Regions from separate parts of the Homo sapiens genome. Here region 2 is linked to region 1. Evidence: read pairs that join two places in POLR2A ChIA-PET (ENCODE). Cell type or tissue: B cell. All regions are shown on one strand. Each heading gives the region's core, and the rest is flanking DNA. Links, peaks and the distances in the headings are about the cores only.

What was found. Peaks named below come from ENCODE experiments on the same cell type or tissue, not always from the same donor. Only the 100,000 strongest peaks of a DNase experiment are listed, where the experiment ranks them.
Region 2: POLR2A ChIA-PET joins it to region 1 with 5 read pairs; 1 of 35 experiments calls an interaction of 5 or more read pairs at or near these places.

Annotation. Positions count from the first base shown.
Region 1 is chr12:50,515,543-50,520,126 of GRCh38, forward strand. All of the region lies in intron 1 of DIP2B (disco interacting protein 2 homolog B), which reads left to right. Among named protein-coding and RNA genes, the nearest start is that of DIP2B, 13 kb to the left of the region's middle. RefSeq lists a silencer at 218-267 and enhancers at 1,990-2,039, 2,060-2,149, 2,210-2,499. In B cell, for the core only: no CTCF peak of the experiment used is centred there; a DNase peak (open chromatin) is centred at 2,299; H3K4me3 peaks cover 1,004 bases; H3K27ac peaks cover 2,500 bases.
Region 2 is chr12:49,646,794-49,651,377 of GRCh38, forward strand. FMNL3 (formin like 3) reads right to left here. Exons shown (of 26, transcript NM_175736.5): 16 at 4,375-4,499; 17 at 3,883-4,085; 18 at 2,898-3,132; 19 at 2,677-2,745; 20 at 2,466-2,546; 21 at 2,236-2,365; 22 at 1,400-1,560; 23 at 910-1,011; 24 at 483-575; 25 at 93-216. Among named protein-coding and RNA genes, the nearest start is that of PRPF40B, 26 kb to the left of the region's middle. RefSeq lists an enhancer at 823-1,815. In B cell, for the core only: no CTCF peak of the experiment used is centred there; no DNase peak of the experiment used is centred there; H3K27ac peaks cover 227 bases.

The sequences.
Region 1 (4,584 bases), core at 1,230-3,729:
GTATCTTTATGAAACTCTCCCCTTCCTAACCTTTGTGGCATAGTTTCCTTCTGGCTTCCTAACCTTCCTCGTGCTCTCTCTGGGGTTTCTTCTACTCTTTCTTTCTCCTGATGAGGGTATTCCTCAGATTTGTGTCTGTTCTTCACCTCACTTTACATACAGAGATAAGTAATCTTATCTGTGCCCAGGGCTTCAGCTGTCATGGCTGTGCACGTGGTTCCCTAGTCTGTATCTGTAGCCCTGACTTGCCTCTGCTCTAGACATTCCATTGGTTCCCCCATGCTAACTTGGTAAGTCTAAAACAACTCTGTTTCAACTTCCTCCTCCACCCCTGCCCCCACCTCCCTGCTTCACAGATAACTGTATTTCAGAATGTCCACTTACTATCTCCATCCATTTCTGCTGCTATGACAAAATACCTTAGACTTGGTAAATTATAAATGATAGAAATTTATTGCTCACAGTTTGGAAGCTAGGAAGTCATAGATCAAGAAGTCAGAAGATTTATTGTCTGATGAGAGCCTGCTGTCTACTTCAAAGATGGCACCTTCTTGTTGCATCTTCACATGGTGGGAGGGGCAAACAGGCTCCCTCAAGCTTGTTTTATAAGGGCACTAAGCCTGTTCATGAGCACTCCTCTTTCATGACCTAATCACCTCCTAGAGGCACCATCTCTCTCTCTCTCTCTCTCTCTCTCTCTCTCTATCTCTATCTCTATCTCTATCTCTATATCGAGAGAGTCTTGCTCGTCACCAAGGCTGGAGTGCAGTGGCGAGATCATAGCTCACAGTAGCCTTGGATTCCTGGGCTTAAGCGATCCTCCCACCTCAGCCTCCCAAGTAGCTGGGATTACAGGCGTGTGCCACCACACCTGGCTGATTTTTTATTTTTTGTAGAGATGGGGTCTCGTTATGTTTCCCAGACTGGTCTCAAACCCCTGGCCATGAATGATACTCCCACCTTGGCCTCCCAAAGTGCAGAGATTATGACTGTGAGCCACTGTGCCTGGACCCCATCTCTTAATACTATCACATTGGGAATTAAGTTCCAACATAGGAATTTTTGGGGGACACTGACATTCAGACCATAGTAACTTACCAAAGTCAAAAAAATTGAGAGTCATCCTTATATTCTAAAAATATTTTGTTTTGGCCGGACACGGTGGCTCATGCTTATAATCCCAGCACTTTGGGAGGCCAAGGTGGGCGGATCACCTGAGGTCAGGAGTTCGAGACCAGCCTGGCCAACATGGCGAAACCCTATCAGTACTAAAAATGCAAAAATTAGCTGGGTGTGGTGGCGGGTGCCTGTAATCCCAGCTACTCAGGAGGCTAGGCTGAGTTAGGAGAATTGCTTGAGCCCAGGAGACGGAGGTTGCAGTGAGCAGGGATCACAGTGAGCCAAGATCGTGCCACTGCACTCCAGCCTGGGCGACAGAGCAAGACTCTGTCTCAAAATCCGCCTCCCGGGTTCACGCCATTCTCCTGCCTTAGCCTCCTGAGTAGCTGGGACTACAGGTGCCCGCCACCACGCCCGGCTAATTTTTTTGTATTTTTTTAGTAGAGATGGGGTTTCACCGTGTTAGCCAGGATGGTCTCGATCTTCTGACCTCGTGATCCACCTGCCTTGGCCTCCCAAAGTGCTGGGATTACAGGCGTGAGCCACCGCACCCGACCAAAAAATTTGTTTTAATTAGATTTTTTTTTTTAAATTAAATAGAGATGGGGTTTTGCATTGTTTCCCAGGCTGATCTCACTCCTGGGCTAAGGTGATCCACCCGTCTTGACCTCCCAAAGTGCTGAGATTACAGGTGTGAGCCACCTTGCCCAGTGATCCATATTCTAATGGATCACTGAGTCTTGTTGTTTCTACTTCCTGTTCTCCATATCATTCCAGTGTTAGTTCAGGCACTTATTTCTTGCTTAGACTAATGAGGTAGTCTCCTAACTCATCAGCCTGTCTCGGTCTCTTCTCCCTTCAGTAGGTCTTTCTCTACCCTGTCACTGATTGATCATTCTGAAACACAAACCTAATTGTGTTCTCTTCCCTGTTTAAAAGTTTTCCTTGGCTTCTCTCAGTCACAGGATAAACTCTAAGCATCTTTCTTTGTATACCAAGACCTGCCTGCCTTTTTACCCTCATTTCCTGCTCTGTCTATATTTGTTGTCTGCTCTCTAGCCATGCCAGATGACTTGCACTTCCATGAATGCACTGTGCTTTTTTTCACTTGTATGCTTTTGTATACATTGCCATTCTCTAAAATGTCCACTCTGGTATGTTCTTCCCCTTTTTTTGCCCGGTTAACTTCTGTTTCAGTTTCCTGTGAGTTTCCAGTTAACTTCTGTTTCGTTCCAGTTTCCTTTTCTAAGCTCTTTTAAGAAGTTAAATCTCTGTATAAGTAGTCATCAGTTATTGAGAGCTTATGATGTAATAGGTCCTGTGCTTAGCACTTCATATACCTTGCCTGGCTAGTAAGTAGGTGCTGAATACATAGCTCCTATTAGCATAATGATGATGAGGGAACTGAGGTAGCAAAAAGCACCTAAACATTGCATACAATGTATCTTCCCACCTGTGGTTACACATTTCCCATAAGGTAGCATTCTGGACGCATGGCACTGGGAAGGAGCACTGAATTTAGGAGTCATGCTGAATTGGGTTCACATATGGTCTTGGGCAACTTTTTTTTTTTTTTTTTTGAGACAGAATCTCTCTCTTATTGCCCAGGCTGGAGTGCAATAGTGCGACCTCAGCTCGCTGCAAGCTCCGCCCCCTGGGTTCAAGCGATTCTGCTTCTTCAGCCTCCCGAGTAGCTGGGATTACAGGCACCCGCTACCATGCCCGGCTAATTTTTGTATTTTAGTAGAGATGGACTTTCACCATGTTGGCCAGGCTGACCTCAAGTGATCGCCCACCCCGGCCTCCCAAAGTACTGGGATTACAGGCGTGAGCCACAACGCCCGGCCCTTGGGCAAGTCTTTGAAATGTGTTTCTAATCTTAACAACTCCTAGAGATAGGTGTGCAGTTTCTGTACAGTGTGCTGGGATTGGAAACCAAGTCTGTTTGGTTCTAAGCCCTGTGGTGTTTCCACACAGCCATTTTGACCTCCATCTCCCTGAATCTTGTTTCAAGTAGTTTCAGCAGAATTCTCCTGCATCTTAACTGGTATGTCTCATTTTCCTTAGGATACAACTTCTGTCTTTTTTTGTTTGTTTTTGTTTGTTTTTTTGAGACAAGGTCTTGGTCTGTCCCCTAAGCTAGAGTGCTGTGGCATGATCTTAGCTCACTGCAACCTCAAACTTCTGTACACAAGCAATCCTCCAAGTAGCTGGGATTACAGGTCCATGTCACCATGCCTGGCTAATTTTTTATTTTTTGTAGAGACAGGGGTCTCACTTTGTTGCTGCCCAGGCTGGTCTTGAACTCCCGGGCTCAAGCAGTCCTCCTGCCTTGGCTGCCCAAAGTTCTGGGATTACAGGCATGAACCACTGCATCTGGCCACAGCTTCTGCGTTTATTTTTTTGGGGGGTAGGGCTCCCTGGAGGGAGAAGAATGGGAATGTTCTATCTTATTCTCAGAGAAAAAGGTATAGGGGTGTAATTTGTTATTTCTTACCATGCTTTGCAGGAACTAAAGGGGTTAACACTCTGTAGATTATATTTGGAGGGTTTCCTTCATACCAGTATAACTACTGGCAAGATGTGACTTTTATTTCTTTTCTTATTTCTTAAAATTTTTTTAGAGATGGGGTCTCACTGTATTGCCCAGGTTCGCCTTAAACTCCTGGGCTCAAGCGATCCTCCCTCCTTGGCCTCCCAAAGTGTTGGGATTACAGGCATGAGCCACTATGCTGAGCCTCTTTTATTTTTTTTAAAAGAATGAAAAATATGAAGTGCATCTATAAAGTGAAAGGTAATTTTATGTACTTGTCTTTTGTTGTGAAGTTACTTTTTCTTCCTTGAATTGAGATGGAGATGATGAGAAGCTGAAAGGGGAAACCCAGGATGATAATATTTTGGATGCTACATGGGACAGCCCTAAATGAAAATTCACAGGTCTAGCCTAGCATCTTTGAAAGGTCTGTGTTGTGAACAGGCCTCGAGCTTCTGGGTTATTGATTCTGGGTTGTACTTACATGGTGATGCAGAAAGAGTTTTTAGTCTTTTTTCCCCCAGGATATTTAATGTTTAATGTAAAAATTAATGTATAAATGAACATAGATGCTTCTGTGAATGACATGTACTTTAATTGGTTTTTCTTGGAGGTTTTTTTTTTTGTGGTGAAGAAATAGTGCTCTAATACCCTTTATTTTTGGAGGACTGTTGCTTTTAGGCATACATTAAAGCATCTGCAAGATTTTTTTTTCTTTTTCTTTCTAAGAATTTAAGATCATATTGTTGTAAGTTAATCATGGGCCAGAACTTATGGCTTTTAATTCAGTTCAGATATGAATAAATTTTATAGTGCTGACCAGTCTTGTCATTGAATCTCCTTTTTTTTTTTTTTTTTTTTTGAGACAATGTCTTACTTGTCACCCAGGCTGGAGTGCAGTGACATGATCTCGGCTCACTGCAGCCTCCGCC
Region 2 (4,584 bases), core at 876-3,375, 870 kb before region 1:
GGGGTGGGGTGGGAGGAGAGCCCAAAGGGGTTAGGTTGAGCTTTGGGAGCTGGGTGCAATGGCCAGGCCCCAGGGAGTGAAAAGGGCCCCACCTGTGATGATGTCCTCGATGGTACCATCCTTCCCCTCATAAACAGGCCGGTGTTCCTTGGCCTGGCGCCGCCTCAACTCTGCTATTAACTCCTGCTGTTGCCACTTGTTCCGCTGGGATGGGGTCTAGGGCCAAGAATGTGGAGGGGAAGGAAGTCATCACTAACCTAATGTGGGACTGGTTCCTGCCCCAAGGTGCAGTCTGAGGATGCCACTGCTTGTGCACTGCTAGGAATCCCCAAAGGCCCTCCCTCCATCCCTCTGGATGCCAGCCCACTGGCCCTCTGGGTGGTCTGTCCACTCCAAGTTTTCATCTCCTCTAGCCTTCTGACCCCCAGCCCCCACTCTTTTGCCTTGTCGTCCTCCAGGCCCCAGCTCTTGGTCCCACCCACCTTGGCATCCAGTTTCTTGGCTTCCTGAGCCAGCTGCTTCTCCCGCATTACCTCCTCCTGCTTCTTGCGGGCTTCATTCTCTTGTTCTGCTTCCTAAGAGCCATGGAAGATGGGGGGTGGGGAGTGAGGCTCATAGGCTGTGAGGGGAGGGGCTGACACTGAGGTGGAGAGTGGGTGGCAGTGGGACCCGCTAACTCCAGGTGGCCACCCTCTGGAGGGGCACTTCCTGCCCCAAACAATGACAGGAAGGTCCTGGGCCCCACCCTGCCCACCAGTTCACAGCTAAGAGGCCTGTCACCAGCTTGCATCGCTCCCTTCCCAGGACTCGGAGGAGGAGTCGGAAAAGGCCCATACTTTAAGCCCAGGCTTCTCTCCCCCAGCCAGTTTTCTCGCAACCAAACTTCTTAAAAAGCTCTCTGCAGCTTACCTTGTAAGAACGAATGAATCGGACAAATACTGGGAAGAATACAGAAGGAGGTGTAGTCTTGGGACTCTCGCCAAAGTAGCGCACAACTGCATTGTAGGCCTCCTGGGGAAGGGGTGGGCAGAATGGGTCACCCTGGCAGGAAGATCAGCCCAGCTCCCACACCACGGATGAGAGGCCTGCAGAAAGCAGAGCCCAGGGCCAAAGGGAGGAAAACCAAGCACCCAGGCCCCTGTGAGCTGGAGGGAACCTGGGGCTCCCAAAGCTCCTGAGTATGAGTCTCCAGAGGCAGCTGCCTGGCACTCCCAAAGCGCTCTCTCTCCCCTACATGTCTCCAGAGGCAGCTGCCTGGCACTCCCAAAGCGCTCTCTCTCCCCTACATGTAGCCAGCCAGCTGCTTGATTTAAAAAAAAAAAAAAATAGAACTAGGGCCACCTAGAGGGGCCTGGTGCCTTGGCCCTGGTTGCTCCCACCGCCTGCACCCCGTGCTTGCCTCAGCCGTCTTGGCGTCCCGCTGGAGCTTGTCTAGTTTGCCTTCATTGGTACTGAGGAAGTTCCGGAGGACGCTGTTGTCATGGATGCTGCACTCACGCCGAATCAGCTCCATGCCCCGGCCCAGCTCCTTCACGTCCAGCAGCACGTTCTCCAGGGACACTGGTCACCAAAAGCCTGGCTGAGGAATGCCTAGGGCCTGGCATGCTCACCTCCCAGCCCAGAGCTATATCAAACTCTGGCCCTCCCCCTCAGCATGGGCTCACTCAGGTTCACATACCTGTATGGACATAAGGAAGTACACACCAAGCTAGCTGATCCCTCACAGGGGGAGGGAATGGAATGGAAACTGAGCTTGTGACCCCAAAGAACACAGTAGCAAAGGCAGGCAAGCCACAGAGACTGCTGGTCTCCAAAATGAAACTGCCTCAGGCCTGCCCTAGGGTTCATGGGTGGGGCAGAAATAACAGCTACCTCATGTCTATAGAGAGCTTTATGATTTTTTTCTAAGCACTTCACATACATCATACACAAAACACAAGACCTCTGGGGCCAGCTTGAGGGAGTTGGGAGTAAAGAGCGACTGCTCCCCTTCTTGTTCCTGCTCCCACTGTACCTAGCTGGGAAGGGCTGGGCTGGGCCAGGCCTGGCGCCTGGAGGAAGGCTCCCTCTGGAGTGGCCCCTGCTTAAGGCTCCAGCGGAAAGCTTTGAAGTGGTCAGAAAGAAGATAACAAAAGCCAGAAACAAATGGACCCAAGTGTTCTCTCTCCTCATAGCTTCCTGGGATTGTCCTGGGCTGGATGTGAGGGCAGGCCCACCCAGCCAGGCTCTCCTCACCTGCTGCAGCCTTCTCAACAAAGTGCAGCTCATGCCAGAAGTTAGCCAGGTCTGGGTATTTCTCCTTCACTGTCAAGGCGATGAAATGAAGCAGTGTCATCTTCCGGTCAGTGGACTTGGTATCCAGCAGCTAGGAGAGGGGGTGAGGGCGGTGCACAAGAGCTAAGCACTCTGGCTCCACAACTGCTGCCCCCCAGGCTTCCTGGCCCACGCTGCCCTCACCATCTTACCAGATCCAGGCTCTGGAGCTTGAAGCCATACACAGCTCCCCGCTTGCTGCTGTTCATGTAGTTCCCCAGTGCAAGTATGATCTGTCCAAAGAATGTGTGGGAGGCAGGTCAGGCTCAGGTCCTGAAGGCTCCTTCTTCCTCTCTGTATAGCCCCAGGCCCCCACCTAGGACCTGAAAACCCCCAGCACCCCTGTTCACAACCTCTTCCCACCTCCAACATCTGCTTCAGCTTCTGTGAAGACTTGACGGAAGCGGACGCCGCAATGATGGCATTGAGTTGCTGTAGGACAATATGAACACTGAAGTAACCCCAGGCTGAGATGGGGTAAAGACAGGGAGGGGTCAGAAGGACTGGAAGGGCAGGGGAGGTGACTAGCAGATGGAGGGTGGAGGGACAGCTGTCCAGAGCCATGAGTTGGGTGGGGGCTGTACCGGTGTGAGCATCTGCAGGTTATCCTGGAAGTTCCCCAGGAAGGCCATGCCAGCCATTCGCTGGGTCAACCGTTCCACCTTGCTGAAGAGCAGCATGAAGCGGTCCTCAGCTGCCAACTCCTCCAGGGGCTGCCGCTCCCGCTCATATTGCCGCAGCAGCTTTACCTCAGCCTCTGTGGGCAGGAAGCGCATCAGGCACTCCACGAAGTCCACAGGTAGTGTCTGCAAGTCAAACCTGTGGAGGAGGGAGGGACCACCTCAGTTCTCACATCTCTCCACGTTTTCCCTCATCCCTTTTATTCTCCAAGCTCCTAGAAGAACTGGACAGGGGACTGTACACGGAACACAGCCAAAGGCAAAGGACCCATTGCATCATCTGTCACAGCACCAGCAATGATCCCGGGGGAACACTCCATGCTCCTGTTTAATAAGCCCTTTGATGTACTCCCACTGTACCTAGGGTGAAGTCCAAACACCTGAGCATGGCTTACGAGGTCCAGCCTGCAAGACTTCTGCCCAACTCTCTACCTTCTCCTGCTCCTCTCCCTACACTAAAGCCAGATTCAATTTTTAGTACCCAAGGCACTATGCTTCTCCCTCCAGGCCCTGAACTGGACTAACTCATATCTTTTCTTCAGGTCCCAGTTGAGACATTACCTCCTCTGGGAAGGCTTCCCTCATTCATCACCAAGCTCAGCTACATGAACCTCCCTATTCTCCCAAAGCTGCCTGTATACTTCTACCATCCTGGTGGTATCACTCAGTGTTACTGCACTGTTCCCAATAGACTGAGAGCTCCTTGGGTGAAGGTCTGGGCTGAACTGCCAGCACAGATGCAGTAAATTCTAGCCAAGCCAGTGGATGACTAGGGGGATGTGAGGGAGTTCTGTCAGATGACCTGGAATCTAGGGAAACCCAGGCTCCTGGGTGGAGAACTGGGTTGCCAACAGACTAGGGACCAGAGCCAGGTCAGTGGGAGCCTCACGTATGAATGGCCCTGCAGATCTCCTCAGCCGAGCGGCCAGCCTTGCGTAGGGTGATGGCCAGGTTCTTGGCACGATTGGCTTCCAACAGAGTCACCTTGCTGGCAGCTTTTTGCGCTGTCTTGTTTTTGGAGCAGATGAGGTCAAGGGCAGGGCCCTGCGCTTTTGTCTTGAATAATTCTTCAAACTTATCAAGATCCAGGTCCTGGCAGGAATAGGTGAGCAAGGAAAACGCTGTAGCCTCATACTAGTGGAGGACCTCATGACAGCCCACCCAGCATTGGCCCAGAGCTCTGTCACTCTGGAATATTTCCTGAATACAAACACAAAGTGTTGACACAACTAGAAATATACGTACACTCAAGAATGAAGGGTTGGTGGAGCTAAGCCTGGCCTCACCCTGTCTGATGGCTTTTCTAAGACCAGAATCTCCTCAAAAGGCAACCAGGTCCCTAGCCCTCAACCTTAGCCCTCTGGACCCCAGGCCCTGTTACCTCCAAGATCTTCTCATCATCAAGTTCGCTGAAGACAGTGCCACTGATCTGGTTGGGTTTCAGTGCTGTCCAGTTGAAGACAGGCAGCCGGAACTTGGTCTTGATAGGTTTCTTAATTCGAATGGCTAATTTGGAAGGAGGATCAGTGACACAGGGGCCAAGGACACACACCCCTGGTCCCACCAGCCCTGCCCAGAGCCCTGGGGATAC